Linked DNA regions of Homo sapiens: region 2 is linked to region 1. The links are chromatin loops, found by intact Hi-C in ENCODE. Cell type or tissue: CD4-positive, alpha-beta T cell. All regions are shown on one strand. Links, peaks and the distances in the headings refer to the core of each region. The heading gives the core; the rest is flanking DNA.

Evidence for each region. Peaks named below come from ENCODE experiments on the same cell type or tissue, not always from the same donor. Only the 100,000 strongest peaks of a DNase experiment are listed, where the experiment ranks them.
Region 2: a loop joins it to region 1, with 2.3 times the contacts of the local background. A loop is called at or near these places in 7 of 110 quality-filtered maps.

Annotation. Positions count from the first base shown.
Region 1 is chr6:396,623-404,958 of GRCh38, forward strand. IRF4 (interferon regulatory factor 4) reads left to right here. Exons shown (of 9, transcript NM_002460.4): 5 at 486-630; 6 at 2,206-2,313; 7 at 4,802-5,155. Among named protein-coding and RNA genes, the nearest start is that of IRF4, 9.0 kb to the left of the region's middle. RefSeq lists an enhancer at 3,338-3,457. In CD4-positive, alpha-beta T cell, for the core only: no CTCF peak of the experiment used is centred there; DNase peaks (open chromatin) are centred at 3,399 and 7,491; H3K4me3 peaks cover 943 bases; H3K27ac peaks cover 28 bases.
Region 2 is chr6:700,391-708,726 of GRCh38, forward strand. No RefSeq gene overlaps it. Among named protein-coding and RNA genes, the nearest start is that of EXOC2, 11 kb to the left of the region's middle. RefSeq lists an enhancer at 941-1,460. In CD4-positive, alpha-beta T cell, for the core only: no CTCF peak of the experiment used is centred there; no DNase peak of the experiment used is centred there.

The DNA of each region.
Region 1 (8,336 bases), core at 158-8,157:
CTCCTGCACTCCTTTACCCCCGTCTCGATGCCAGTGCTTCCTATCTCAGCCTCTCCTGCACTCCTTTACCCCCGTCTCGATGCCAGTGCTTCTTATCTCAGCCTCTCCTGCACTCCTTTACCCCCGTCTCAATGCCAGTGCTTCCTATCTCAGCCTCTCCTGCACTCCTTTAACCCCGTCTCGATGCCAGTGCTTCTTATCTCAGCCTCTCCTGCACTCCTTTACCCCCGTCTCAATGCCAGTGCTTCCTATCTCAGCCTCTCCTGCACTCCTTTACCCCCGTCTCAATGCCAGTGCTTCCTATCTCAGCCTCTCCTGCACTCCTTTACCCCCGTCTCGATGCCAGTGCTTCTTATCTCAGCCTCTCCTGCACTCCTTTACCCCCGTCTCGATGCCAGTGCTTCCTATCTCAGCCTCTCCTGCACTCCTTTACCCCCGTCTCAATGCCAGTGCTTCTTATCTCAGCCTCTCCTGCACTCCTTTAGCAGGTTCACAACTACATGATGCCACCCCTCGACCGAAGCTGGAGGGACTACGTCCCGGATCAGCCACACCCGGAAATCCCGTACCAATGTCCCATGACGTTTGGACCCCGCGGCCACCACTGGCAAGGCCCAGCTTGTGAAAATGGTAAGGAGGATACCAGTGCAGGAAATAGAAGAGCTAATTGCTAATGTGGCCATGGGCCATGGCGAATCCTGGTCTGTCCTGGGCAGCACCAAAGCTCTTTCCCCTTCTTAGAGGCTGCGTGTGCAGCTCGGGGAGAGGGGGGTTTTCTCACTCCTGTGGGATGGTGGCATCCCACAGCCAAGTTTACTCTCAGGATCCATGCTAGGCACTGCCCTTCGTGGGATCTTATTTAAACACCACAGAGATCACTCCAGGCAGTGGAAAACAGCCCCCCACTTTTTATATAGAGAGGAGATTGTGGAAGCTCATAAATAATAAGTAGGGATGCTGGGAGATTATTGAGCTGGTATATTTCTCTCGAATAGTGGTGTGTTCATTGTTGCTATTGTTGGAATTAGAGGTGATACTAAAAAAGGAACGGAAAAATACCATGGCAAACACATAAAACGTCTCTACAGGTGCCTACCTACCACTGGGTCCCAGAAAGACTTGCTGATTGTGGATTAGATGTGGTCCCCTGCCCTCGGGAGTTCCCCAGACATCAAAATGAGCTCCCTCAGCAGAAGCTCTCATTAGCTGGGTGCAGGGAGAATCTAGCAATGCGGTAACTCAGGCCTTCAGGACTTTTGAGTTAGTTACTTAAATGGAAGTCCTGAGACAGGTCAACACACTGAACCCTTTGGATGTTTTAGGAATATTTGTTCCTTTGCAATTTGGCCTTTTTTTCCCCAGTCATGTTCAGGTTATCCTTGGCTGCAGGTAGTGAAGAGGTGTACCACTCTTTAATGTTTGTACTGAGTGGCATGTTCACAAAAAAGCTCAGAATTCAGTTGCATTGGCTTTTCAAGAGGGATTTGCAGCAAGGGCTGGTTTCCAATATGGTAGTGGAGGAATTGGCTAACATAAAACTAGCTCCTGAAATTCAGACTTGCGTTTACTGCTCTGGCTCTATGGAATTAGTAACCATGGGAAAGAGGCAATGCTTAGAACTGTGTAAAGTGATGGAGTAGGTAGAGACCTGTCTTGAAGCATCGGTAACAGTAAATGAAGCAGCAGCAAGATCAGGTGTTCTGTGCCACATTCTTTTTCCATTCATGTTTCATACAACATTGTCTTCAGGAACATGGTTCAGTGTTCTCCCAACCCACAAGAGACAAGCAAAATAAAAATGGACTAAATAATTTGCTAGTTTTTAATTGGGCTCTTTGGCACAGACTCAAGTAGACCTGAACTCTCAGCTCTGTTGTGAACCCGCTTTGTGAACAAGGACAAAGCATGTCATCTGTCTCTGAGCCTCAGTCTCCCTGTTAGTCAGTTACAGAGAGAGCGCTCCAAGTTTCCTTCCAAAGCTGTGCACTGGCTCGTTTCTCCATCAGCTTTGGTTTTCCAGTTGGTCTCCAGCTCATCTTTGCCTCACAAGAGCGTGCCCTGCTAGTTGCTGGTGCTGGGAGTGGGTGGGAAGGTGATTGGGCGCCAGCCCCTTCCTTCCCAGGCTTCACACACACACCCCAGGAAGCCCCGCGGTGCGTCGGACTCTCTGTCTAGACATCATCTGATTTTTATTTGCAAATGCAGGTTGCCAGGTGACAGGAACCTTTTATGCTTGTGCCCCACCTGAGTCCCAGGCTCCCGGAGTCCCCACAGAGCCAAGCATAAGGTCTGCCGAAGCCTTGGCGTTCTCAGGTGAGTGCAGGGTTTGCTCCTGGAGGCACCGCAGGAGGCCAGCCTCTGCTGCCAGCTCTGTCATCTTTGGGCAGATTCGATGGGACTTTAGACACTTGCTTTGCTCCCTCTGGGGTCTGGAGTAGATGTAGACACATCCTGTGTGTGAGGTGACCAGGGTGATTTAGGAGCACCATTAGAAAACCTGACATCACTGCTTGTGGTTCTGCTGACCGTTTCAGCCACTGGCTTGAATGGAGTCATTTTGGCTTCTTCACTGGCACCTCTCTGAATTTCTAGGAATGTGCCTTTACCTTTACCGAGGGCCCCTCTTCAGCCAACATTCTCACGATGTGGAATAATTGCTTGGAAGTGTAGAAGGGCTTCTCATTTTGAGAAGCTGATCATCCTTCCAGGTTGAGCCACAAATAAGTCCTCCTCCTCTACTCCCTGGGGACATTAGTTCTGGTCCCTCATCTCTAAAACATTGATGTGCCTAAGAGTAATACACATTTTGGTCTTCCTCTGAACTTTAATATAGCTTGCAAACAAATATGGATTCAATCTGATTTTTAAAGTTTTATTTCTAAAAAAAAAAAAAAAATCCCTGCACCATGGAGATCTTACCTACTATAAAGAAGGCACCTCTAGGCTTGGCAAGCACACGTGCTATATGTATATTTATTTTTCAGATAATATTTTGGATTGTTTTTAAATGGGATTTGTTTTTATATTAAAACCAAATAGCTTAAGGTTTGGAATTCTCATCTTGCCCTCTGGCATCTTTAAAAATCAGTGATGAAAAATACTAACTAAATTCTGAAGGTTTCAGGGAGGCGAGAGTTGTGGCACTTTTGCTGCTCAGAGGGGAGCTGGAGTTTGACCTACCAGCTCTTTCTAGTTGTGAATGAGGCTTGCACCTTTTTTTCTGAGGTGCTCGTGAGTAACTGAGGATGCCCTTTGGGAGGAGGTGCTTCTGAGCAGGAAGGCTTGTGTTTGTTTTTAGAAACTTTCAAACCCTTGTCTTGAACACCTAAGACTTGTGTGGGTGCCTGAAGAGTAGGAAATAAACAGCTATTTATATCTCGGCAACCTCGTGATTTCTGATGACATTAAATGAAATGAAACCTGCCCCGAGAATCACCTCGAATGGCCAACACCCACTCTCTTTGGGGCGCACTGTCTGACTCGCTTTCAGACAGTGTGTTGAAGCAGAGAATTGAGACAGTGATGTGGGTTAAGTCTCAAAACCTGCTGTTGAGGAATAAGATAGTTTTGTGGGTTTCTTTTTTTGGTATGCATGATACAGATTAATTATCAGCCATGAGCACATTTATTAGATAACTGTGATTCCCATTGATTTTGGGGTTCCATACAGTTACCAGTGGCAGCTGCCTCCTGTCTGTGCCACTCCCCTGCGGTCTGGCTGAGGAGCTTGTGCAAACCCAGCTTGGTTCTTTCAACTCATGGGCGATATTTTAAAGAGGCTTCTGAAATCAGCAAAACGTTTGTAAATGGATTCATCTTGTTTAAAGTTTCAGAGAGCGCAGTTTTAGAGTTCTTTTCAAACTTAAACACAAAGCCCAGTGGGAATTTCAGCAGACTTTACATGAACTTTTAGAGTATTTTTCTCATTAATTTCTTTCTTTTCACAAGAATTAATTTTGTGATAAAAACACCACATATCCAGTGTGGAAAACTAATTTAAAAATCAGAAAAACAAAAATGGAAAATAAAAATATCACATTCTACCACCCAGAAATCACCATTAAGGCCTCAGTGCTTACCCTTTAATGTGTGTATGTGAGTGTGTTTATATATAAATTATATAGACATAAATAATTAAGCACCTAATTCTATATATAATTTATATATGTACACACACACACACACACACACACATTTGCTTTTTACCTAAATGATGTCATGTTATTATTTTGGGGACGTTTCAGGTATGTGGACCGACTTGCTTCTTTCTGAAACACCGTTATATTTTTTGCTAGTATAAATTAAACTTAGGGTTCATTTCCTCCAAAGTAAAAATTGATTTGCTTAAAGATGAATTTTCATTCAGTGACACATGACTTAAATGACATCACCACTATCATCATCATAATTCACAAATAAGACTTAGCAAGTTCTTAATAGTGATGCTCTATAATAGGAATTCAACTTACATTTCCAGAAAATTAATGAAAGATACACTTGTTCCTTAAAAAAAGAGTCGGTGGCCACATACGTTTGTAATATGCTGGTTTAGACAGATTAAATGGGTTTCTTTCCACGGGACTTCTCCAAGTGTTGACCGAGCTCATGCTGTCTGTGGATCTCTGGGGGAGACAAGGGCACGCTGTGTTTCCCAGGCCTCCTTGACGCGGGAACCTTTTGTTCCCCCACGGGACATGTGGGACACTAGAGTTCCACCACAGGTGCTTGGCTCTGTGGAGTCGTTGGCCTCGAGGTGGTGTCCTTGGCCCCCAGCACTGACTCCGGAGCTCTGTGTTTGCAGACTGCCGGCTGCACATCTGCCTGTACTACCGGGAAATCCTCGTGAAGGAGCTGACCACGTCCAGCCCCGAGGGCTGCCGGATCTCCCATGGACATACGTATGACGCCAGCAACCTGGACCAGGTCCTGTTCCCCTACCCAGAGGACAATGGCCAGAGGAAAAACATTGAGAAGCTGCTGAGCCACCTGGAGAGGGGCGTGGTCCTCTGGATGGCCCCCGACGGGCTCTATGCGAAAAGACTGTGCCAGAGCAGGATCTACTGGGACGGGCCCCTGGCGCTGTGCAACGACCGGCCCAACAAACTGGAGAGAGACCAGACCTGCAAGCTCTTTGACACACAGCAGTTCTTGTCAGGTAAGGCACCTCGTTATCTGTTAGAATGGAGGTGGTGATGGCCTGCCTGCCACAGGGGTCAGAAACCACAGGGTCCCTCCCACCCCAGGCTGAGGTCTTCCTCCTGTTGACTTCGGCGCCCACTGGGCTTGGGGCTTGACTCCAGTAGAGATCTTCTGTCTGGCTCTGTTGTGGGCAGAGAGTCCGGATCAGATGGTCCAGGTGGACCATGGCTCAGGCTGTTCTCTTGCAATTCTGGTTTTCAGCAGTCGCCTCTTAAAACAGTTCCATTTCATTGCACTATGATCTCGACAAATACGTCTGCTGATGTGGCGGCTCTTTTCAGGTTCCCAGAAAAATCATAAAGGTTGGAAGCATATTGTTAACATTCTTGGTTGTCAGGTGTGTCACCCTCATGCAGATGCTGGCCCACGAGTGAGACGGAGGGTGGAGTGGACTGTACTGGTTTTGCACAGGAGAAGTTATAGGAGAGTGCTATAAGTTGGCTCTGTGATATGAACATTTCTAAGCATATTTTTCAGAACCAGTGAGTTTTGTTTTTCTACCTTGGATTTCATGACAATTCAGCGAACCTCTGGCTGGCTTCTGTGAAGCCCCTCGCCCTGTCATGCTGGGCTTCCTCACTGGCTTTGTGGGGCTGTCCAGGTGGAGGGAGCCTCCCGCGTGGGAGGGAGCTGCTCTACCCGCCACTCGCCACCCCACCGCCAACTCTTCCTCTGCCTTTTCCCAGTCCTGTCCCTTCCTGAGCCCCTTCAGAAACTCCTGTGTCTTTGATTTCTCATGTGCCTCCCCTTTTCTTGAATGTGCTTCTTCATTCAACTTATTTAAAATAAAAATATGACACGTCTGTGTGCTCTGGCACTGTTGACATGTGCTCGTACTTCTGGGTGTAAGTGACCCAAGTTTTTGTAAGCTCATCCAGATTTTCTTTTGGTGCCCAAAGCAAATATGTCCCCAGATAACTAAGCTTCAGGCCAGGTGTGGTGGCCCATGCCTGTAATCCCAGCACTTTAGGAGGCTGAGGTGGGCAGATCACTTGAGGCCAGGAGTTCAAGACCAGCCTGGCCAACATGGCAAAACCCCGTCTCTACTAAAGATACAAAAATTAGCTGGGCGTGATGGTGGGCGCCTGTAATCCCAGCTACTCAGGAGGATGAGGCACAAGAATCGCTTGAACCTGTGGGAGGCGGAGGTTGCAGTGAGCTGAGATCGCACCACGGTGCTGCAGTTTGCAGGACAGAGCGAGACTCCATTGCCCCCCGCACCACAAAAAAATAACTAAGCTCACACAGAGGCTGACCATAGGAAGAGGGAGAACTGTGCTGGTTCCCCGAGGCGGCGGCAAGTGAGGAAGTCACCTGGGGCTGGACACCTCTCATTCTAAGGGCAGAACCATCCCCAAGCCCTGGCCAGGGCGGTCCCATCCTTCTTGGGGTTGGGCATGGTGTTCATGGGGGACCAAGGAAATTGAAGGGCAACTGGGGGGACCCCCCCTCCCCTGTCAGCATCTCCTGTGTCTGCCTTGGGATCTGGAAGAGCTCACATGGGCCAGGAAGGCTAAGGCCCACTGGGCCTGGATTTCTGAAGACTCTGGACCTTGGTGCCAGTGGATTCAGAAGATACCACAAGGTGAGGGCTTTCTAATGAAAGTGTCACAAGGAACTGGCACTGGCTTTTCTGAGTGCCTCTTGCTGGGCGTTTTTAGGGAGGTAGAGCCCCCGTGGTGACTAAGCTGGAAGGTGCACATTGAGTCACAGGTGCACTGCGTGAGAGACAGCACAGGCAGGGGGTGGACGCCTGTGAGTGTCCTGGGGCTGTAGACTTGCGCGACTAGAACTTACTATTAATCTGTGAGCAAGAGCTGGTCTTGGCTTTCATTCCTTCCTCTGTAACCAAGGGCTGTGCTCTTTGCCCACTGCAGCCTCTCACCTCAAAGTGTTCACTGAGGTTCAAGGAGGATGCTGTGAACGTAAAAACTGCAGCTGTGCCAACCAGCTTCTGCATAATTAAGGATTCCCACCAAACACTCTCATGTTATCTAGGGTTGGAGCCATGCTTTCTCAGAGAATTGTGCCAACTCGCCATTCTGATTAGCCTGTGTAGGTGTAGTCTCAGATCACGGCAGTGTGAATGTATTTTACAGATTCTGACTAAGTCATTTGGGTTTGATTTGAATTCTGGAAAAAAAAAAAAGCAGGAAGTCAAATAGTCCTGTAAGTTAGCTAGAAACTTCTGTTCAGTTGAAGAGAACAGTGGAGATCTTTGATATCTTCCTATTCAGGTCTGCACAGCACTAGGGACAGCCCCCAGGGCCCGGCCCGAGGGTGTGTATCTGATAAGGACGCGTCTGTTCTGCAGAAGCTGTAGCGGCTCCTGTGTCAACTCGTTTCTTTTGCGGGCGTGACATTTTATTGTAGCTACAGGCAGAAGATTTGTCTTGTGTACAGGGGAGGGAGCATGGGCTAAAGTCAGGGGATGGGCACTTGTCTTTCCAACAATGTTCCAGTCCGTTTTGTATCTTTTGGGTAGGTGTGGTGGCTTCAGGATGTACATGTGTATATCCACAAGCGGGAGGCCAGGGGGGCTGCCCCACTCCTGTTCTCAAGTCAAGTTACTGTTCCATCCCTGGAGACAGGCAAGAAGTCTACTCAGAGTTACACAGTTCAGGCATAGTGACAGTGGGACTCAGCTGCCGATGGCTGGTGCTCAGTCACCACGTTGACGTTACATATTTTCTGTGGTGCCTGAGTTACGTGGATGTCCGCAGTAGCACAGATACTGGATTATGTGGGCTCTGTAGTGAGGGGATGAGGTTTTAAAATGATCCTGGGATGTCGAAACATTCTGATTTTTTAAATGAAAACTTGTCCATGGCATAAATTGGTCTTTTGCCATTGCGTGACTACGTTTCTTGTTCTTTATCTCCCGACTTCACTGTGGTCTACTACCTTTTGAATCTTCGTGGGTCCAATGCTGCAAAGCAGTGTTCTTTAGCTGTCGACTAGTTCCTCTTGAAGAATCGAGGGAGACCGAGGGCCCTGGGGGGAAAGCACCCAAAGGAATGCATACATGCTATTTTGTATCTGAGATGTTCACATCAAGAGCCCCACTCAGCGGAGTAAGAGTGCTCATTCCTCTTGCAGTGTTCAGAATCACAGTAAGCTCTTGCTTCCTGTTTAAC
Region 2 (8,336 bases), core at 153-8,152, 300 kb after region 1:
ATACCACAGAGCTTCCTAGCACAGTTATTCAATACATCAGGCTGCCCATTCAGTAACAGCACTCACCACAACCTGTAAATACAGTATTATCTATTTGTTTTCTAAAAATGTTTCTCTCCCCTCACTAGAATGTAAACTTAAGAGGAGGGATGCTGTAATGCTCATCCATGCCTCACACATAATAGATGCTCAACAAATACGCGTTGCCTCAAAAACAAAAATAAGAATACAGTACATTGTGATAGTAACAGAGTTGGAGGAGATGCCTGTGTCCAGTTGTCTAGTTCAAAATATGCTGAGTGGCCACTTAAAGACACAAAATTATCAGCAAAATTTGATATGTACACATCTTGACAATAAATGGACGATTGAGATGTTTCACCAAATACCACCCAGCATTGCCATGCTTTGCTGGAGCCTTCTGTGTTTTAGGATTACAGGACAATTTGAAATTCTGCAGGACTGCAAGTTTCAACTCTGTTTTAGCAATTCCTGGATTGGACCTATTAGTTAAGGAAGCCCCTTACATCCTTTTGTTTTAACCTTAATCGTACTATGGTGTGCTCCTAGCAAATGCCTTTAAGTGGACTTAACCATCTTCTTTTATGTTGGCTTCAGAGCTTTTTATATTCAGAGCTCTGTATATCAAAAGTCCTTAAAATAGTCAAACGTCTCCAATCAATTTTACAGCAAAACAGAGCTCTGTGGTTTTCTATTTACTTGCTATTTGCATATTTTAATAAGAAAATTGTAAATAAAGCTGGTTCTACAGCAGGGATATGGTATTACAATAGTGTTACTCCAACCATATGGCCGTGCTGCCATCCAGCACAATAATGCAGATGTGTTTTGCACCTGTGTTTATATCTGGGCGTCTCTGGCAGTGGGCTGTGTCTGTAGGTGGTCCAGAAGGAAAGGAGAAATTGAGGAGAGGCACACACTGCCAGAGATATGAGAGCCCAGTACCTGGAGAGAGGGAACAACTCAGTCAGAATGTGAAAATGTCTGTGCTTAGTGAGGACCTGGGTTCTCTCCCGGCCCTGCCAGCCCTGCCCTGTGCTGCAGAGGGCAGGAATAACCTAATTATGTGATTTTCTGTGAAAAAGGATTTAGATCTCTTTATGTTCTAAAAGAAGGATTTCTAACGGACCGCATGATAGCATTTTAACTTAAATTGCTAGCTGGGAGTGGGTGGTTGATTTTTTGTTTTGGGGTGGTTTGTTTGTTTTGTCTTGTCTTTTGGAATTCTCCATTTGAAGGTCCTCTTTATTCAGTGGGAACAAGGCCAATTTGCATTTTGTCAGTGATGTCAGCAGTAATAGGAAAGACATGGGAAATGGCACCATCTTCCCAGTTTTACCCACTGATGTGATGGTGTGCAGTGTGGACTGAGTCTTAGGGCAGCAGCCGCTGGCTTGCCACTCTGCACCTCCACTGTCCAGGCATATCACCCCACCCGGAGCAGAAGCACTAGCTGCAGCTGCACGTCGGAGGGAGACACGGTGCTGGCCTCTGGCCTTTGCTGCAGGATCTGAGCCTTGCTGACACTCATTTATGAAGGCTTCCCACTGCCCAGGAGCATCAGGATCGCCTTGCATATGAAACGCGGTATAAAGCCTGTCTTTATACCTCATTTCTTTTGATCTAACATGACATGAATTTTATCTGAGTTTTTCATTGCTCCCTTGGTTTTGCACAAACCCAGTAAAATATTTTTCACTCCTTAACAGCAGATTTCTCACCCTTTGTGTTTGGTAGGTTTCCCCTAAGATGCCAACTGAGCTGCGTTCCCCTCTCAGGCACACACTATAATTTCTGAAGGTGATGGCATGCACCGGAGTGCCCACCAGTTGTGTCCTGGCCACACTCCAGTGGAGGTCCCTGGATGTCCTGCCCCCTGCAGGTAGTTGCCTCCTGTGAGCTCATCTTTGAACTCTCTGTGGTACTAAAGGACGAGGAGTACATGCAGGATTGAAGATAATTTTCAGGACACACTTTAGCCAACAGTCTGAACCTTTGTTCTTCCTGACTGAGCCCTTGTAACAAAGATGAGAACATAGAACATAGCCAGTTAATTTGAGTTTGAATTTATTTTTTCACACCTGGTGAAGAAAATAATAAAAATGTTTAGCAGTGAGAAACTAAAAATGAAGAAATGAAAATATCCACAGCCCCTGAAAAATCAAGAGTTGACTATAGGACTGTTGGTTTGAAAAAAAAATTACATTGAAAATTCCAAACCTTACATTCTGGATCCTGCCTGATACTGACCCTGATTGTTTGACCTCTTGAGAGTTCCAGTTGTCTCATTTGAAAAGTAAGATAGTTGGATAGGAGAATCTCAAAAATCCCTTTAAGCTCAAAAATCCCATGACTGCACTTTTCTTTTTCTTTCTTTTTTTTTCTTTTTTTCTTTCTTTTTTTTTTTTTGTGGGAGAGTCTGGCTCTGTCGCCCAGGCCAGAGTGCAGTGGTGCAATCTCGGCTCACTGCAACCTCTGCCTCCCGGATTCAAGCTATTCTCCTGCCTCAGCCTCCCAAGTAGCTGGGACTACAGGTGTCCACCACCAAGCCTGGCTAATTTTTTGTATTTTTAGTAGAGATGGGGTTTCACCATGTTAGCCAGGATGGTCTTGATTTCCTGACCTCGTGATCTGCCTGCCTCAGCCTCCCAAAGTGCTGGGATTACAGGCGTGAGCCACCGCGCCCGGCTGCACTTTTTAATAAACAACGATTCTGCAGCAAGTCTCGGCTGAACTGTGGGGCCTTCTCTTCTGGCGCCTTTCTCTGGCCATCTGCGTAGAACAGGACATATGGGTGGTGGTAGTGGAGTTTTTCCAAATAACTGTATACCAGCAGCGGTCGTAGATCACACTGATTGTTCTGCTATTCAGTTAAAGGGTTTTTTTCTTCCAGGTGCTTCATTCTTTAAATGTGTTAGCTATAGCGCAATCCATTTTAAACTGGGAACTTGGTTACTTTCTCTGATCTTAAAGCAGATTGCTGGTACTTTTCTGTTTCTATAACTTTTTGCTCCTCTGTCCTTTCTACTTCTACACCTCCCCAAAAGCCTCTGCTCCGTGAACTAATGATGTTGCTTTTTTGTCCCTGGCTAGGTTATGGACATAGAAAGCCAAACCACAATAGGTTAGATGTGAAGTATAGTGATAAAGAGGAAAACAATATAATATTAAATATGTGGGTTGCATTTTCAATTTTGCATTTTTATTGAATTCCTGTTTTTCCATAAAGTAATTCTCCCTGAGCTCGGCCACATTTTTTTCTGAGGCCGGATATGTGAGTCTGTGTTGATTTGCAGCATTGTTGTGGTTTATATATATGTTTGACAGGATGCATATTCATTCCACTAACATTCATTAGAACTCAAATGAATGCACAGACATGAATGATAGATTTAAGCACACGTATCTGCTTTCCTTCTGAGAAACAATAGCTTTTCAGGACTCTGTAGACTAGTGAGGATTTTCAACAGAGTTTTATCTGAGAACAAATGGAGAATCTCTCTTCAATTAAATAATTAGAATTAAATCCTAGAAAGGCCACCTCAGTGGATGGTAAACCTTTTTGCAGACTTCATTTTGTGAAAGAAAATGCTCGTAATTGCTGCTTGTTCCTGCACATTGTTTTGTTTTGGATTTGTTCAAATATAATTGTTTCTGCTGTTAAGTCACCTCCTGTTTGCAAGCATGTATTTGTTAAACACATTGAGAAGGAAGTTTTCATTTTTTAGGAAAATCAGTTTTGAACTAGAATTCATAGACCATGCTTTCCTTGGTGACAATGCTGGATTGCTTCAAAGCACTGGTCCTCTTGCGCTGCCACGTGGAACGATGACTAGGCACTGTGTGATGAGGCACGATGCTGATTAGTATCCAGAAAAAAAGTCCTAAACGCCATGTAGCTTTCTAAGCTCTTGCTTTACATAAATATGCTGGTAACTACTGACTCTCAGTTTTGGCAGTGATTTTGCTAGTAAACATATTTTCGGGCCAGAAACCCTACAATGTAAAGTAGGATATTGCCCCCATTCCCCAGCCAAAAAAAAAAAAAAAAGGGAATGAAATGCATGGCTGTATCAGCCCTTGCCCCTCAAATGGTTTTTGGCATGCTTTAAGAGAAATAAAATATAAATTAATTCTCAAAGAATTTAGGATGCTCTTCCAGAAAGAGACGAGTCAGCTTCCCACATCAAACAGGGGAGTCTTTCACATATTTAGTCCATCTTCTATATTTACAGAATTTTCACATTACTTTCTTTTCTTGGTTTACAACAATTCAATAATTCTTTTCTTTAAAGCTGTCTAAGAAATCTGTGTTTCACAGATCCTAGAGGCAGTGCAATTCTCGACAGCACTTACAACAAAGGTTTATTTTCACACAAATTGTCTAGCTACTAATTCAGAGAGGTCTTCTGTGTATGCACATTGGAGTAATTTAAGCTCAACTGTTTTCAAGTCAACAAATATTGACATTTGCCTGTTACACCCCAGGCAATGTTCCTTTTTCTACACGTTCTTTCTTGCTTTCTATAAGTTAGGCTAATCCACTATTAAAGTACAGACACGATAATTCAAATTATTATTGAAATATTAATTTTCCAAAAACAAAACAAGGAAAACATATTTTGAATGGTGGGAGGTGTGGACAATAAATGGAAAATCCAGGTTTGTCTCCTTTTTATTTTTTGTGCCAGGTCTTCTTTGCTCAGTGTTTACGATTGGGATTGATACAAGTCAGTTACCTAAGAAATTCTGTTGGAGAAACTAGCCACTAAAACTCTGACGAATCTGTCTTTCCTGCTTATTTTTCAAGCACACTCTAACATATTTAAATCAGCAAATTTCTAGCAGAACTGAATAAAGTCTGTCCTATTGGTCAGGCTTATGTGTAAACACAGTTATGTAAGCAGTACTTGAGGGCAGAAATTGTCCCAGGCACAAGCTATTGTCGCAACTAATCTTTTTACAACTCAAGGATGAATAAACTCACGACTTTAAAATGTTGTGCCCCATAGTCTATTAATCTTTCCATCTTTTAATGCAAACTTATTCATACTGGAAAAATTATTCACATATACATTCACATACACATTATTGAGACTTCTATTGGAAATATGTAGAAATACTACGTAGGCATTTGTAAACTTCAAATGATAAGTATACAATTAAGTACACATCATGATGACTATTTTTGTAAAATGATTATAGCTAATTATTCAAAAGTGTTTGAAATCTGTATGTACATCCTGATTAGGAATCTAATAACTACATATTAAAATTTTAAATTATTAGGAATGTTATGTTTCACAACATTTAATGAACCTAAATAATTTAGAATACTGACCTTATAAAACATGTTTTATAGAATACAGTTAGTTTTTAATGGAATCAAGGCTTTCTAGTTTATTCAATGAAATTTCATGTTTTCTTAGCTTACAAACTAATAGCAACATCAATTTAACTTTTATGAACCTAAGCTCCCTTACATTTTAAAGTAGAAATTAGAATATTTCCCATTGTAGAAGCATTTTGTGATGTAAAAACAGTATTTAGTGAAGTACTTCCACGAAGTCTCAGCAATCTGCTTATTTAAATATGAAATAACTAAATATAAAAACATAGTAATTTTGATCAGTGAGCTTATGCTGGCATCCTTTTTGCATATTATTAATAAATTGCTAATATTTATAATTTAAAATAGTTTCCAGTTGCTGAGGAGCACTTAGAGATGAAAGCCTTCTTTCGTGTATAAAAATTATGGGAGTCCCAGATGTGAAAATTGCCATCTATTTTTTTGGTTACGGACACACCCCAAGTTCTCCTCAGGCCATGGTAAACATAATGCACAGAGATCCTGATGGCCAGTCCAGGAATGCCCCACGTCCGGAAGCACTGAGTACATCATGGCCACCAGAACATTCCACAAGGTTGAAGCGAGCACTTCGGTCTGCAGATGAGGGTGGTGACAGACATCAATTAGGAAATTGATGTCAATTTAAAAATTCCTTTTGCATGAATAATTCATCTTCAGTTTATAAGGATTATTATTCCTGTGCCTTTTTATTTCCTGAAAGTCACACTTCAATATTAAGAAGAAAGAATTTTACAAATCCAAAAATGACTGACAGCAGGCAAGTGAGAACTATTAGTTAACCGATCAAAAAAAAAAAATGAGTGGAAGTGGACAGAGACGAAAACTGGCAAAAAACTGATTATAAGTTTCTCTATGCCTTCCTCCCTTCTTCTAGCCCACCTTTATATTATTTTTTAACAGAACAAATTTTCCTGGGAAAACTAGAAGTCTTTTTATTCTGAAACAGTAACAAGTAACTTCCATGACTTTGTCGTTTTAGCTTTCACTCTTGGTGAAGCTCAAGGCAGTGGCAGATGAAGGCAGGCCTCCTGCAGCTGCCAGTCACTTTTCCCTGCTCAAAGGGCCTCCCACTTCATCATGGGCAAGCCTCACCTGGCAGGTAGCCTAAGGGAGGGCTGTGGGTCACTGCCCACCACTGTCCTCTAGCACATCCACACATGTACACATGCATACCCCACCCCCTGCATACACACACCTGCATTCACATGCATGGATACACACATGCACGTATGCAAGCACACGTGCACATGCACACACCACCCCCCACGTACACACACCTGCACTCACAGGTACACACAGATGCAGACATGCACACCCACCCACATACATGCATACATCCACACAGCCCTGCATACACGTACACATCCATGCATACACCTACACATCCATGCATACACGTCCACATGCAAACACTCCTACATCCTCACGTCCACACTCACATGCACATACGCACAGATGCATGCACATACCCACACACATGCACACATCCACGTCCACATCCACACCCACACACACTGTTAAGAAAAGATTGAAAACTTAAACTGAATTTGGAGGTAGCAGCTACTAATAAGAGTTGCAGTGAGCTAACTGGGGACAGGTCCCACTGGAAATCACAATGGTGGGTGTCAGGAACTGGGGGGAAGAGGCTGCAGGGCTCCGGGCCTTTAGGATGTTTAGATTCCATTGTATCTTAGCCTCGTTTTAACCTACCTTGTATCATTCTGTCTCATCAATCATAATTTAAATATTTGTTTTCTCTACATCTCTTTGATCTTTTCTGTAAATTGTGGTCTTTGACAGAATTTTATGTGAAAAGAATGCTGACAGTGGCATTCGAATTTTTTAAAAAATTCTCTCTGATTAACACATTTCTCTTTTGTGGCTGAACCACTCATCATAGGAGGATTGTTCACTGGTCCTTTGCTTTCAACAGCTCTTAAGATCATTTGTGGATTGTGTAACTGGAGAATTGTGTTTGGGAGGGTTTCGGCTTCCTGGCCACAAGGCATCTTCTCTCCCATCTTGCAGTAAGTTGACCGTCTTTGCGCTGGACGATCTGCAGGCCTGGTGGTCTGAGAGGTACCTTGCTCTCTTAGTTATAGTGCCTCTTTCTGCGTGTGTCACGAGAAAGTGTTCAGAAGAACCAATGTATTTTCCCAAGAAAAAGAAATCAGGAACCTGGTGTATTTTGCCTGATGCTTTAGGTAAACTAATCCAAATCAGGTGAGTTGTCTGTTGTTTACAGTTGAATGTCAAACAGAGAAAGCTGATACATAGATCCAATAACTCTGTTATCCCACATTGTACATAGACTCCAACTTTCTGTCTAAGTCGTTAAGTTTCGAGGGAAAGCAAAGATGAGAAGGTAGTTCATACTTAGGCTTTCCTGTTTTGTTTTGGGTTTTTTTGCGTACCATTCAGCAACCTTGTCCCTCCTTGGTGTGCTCTGCAGGTGGTGGCCCACCCTCTGTCATATAAATCCTCCCGCCTCGACTTTGCATTTTGTGAGGCATAGTTGTGAAATTTTAGAAATTAATTGCTTTTGGGCAATGCCTAGATTCAGCTGTGAATGAGTCTGTGCACAGATTGTAAAACATACTCTGGCCTCGTTCGTCTCTGTTGAAAGGAAATGGCAGCCTCTTGCCATACCAGGAAAGGGTAAGTCACAAAAAGTGATTTTGCTCTTGTTTATTCTGTGACGTACATTTCTTTGAAAAACATTTTAGTTTTTCAACCCCAGAAGGGAAACCATCAGCCATGCTAAAATTTATTGTTAAGCCTAGCAAAGTGGAAATGATCGTGGAAAATATTAGAGAGGTATAATTTTTATTTTTTGAGACTTTGTACAAATAGTAAAACATGCCTTTCCCCATATCAGTTCAGACTTACCCACAAAAGCCCAGGCAGCCAAATGGACTATAACAACCCAGGTGTCATTTATTTT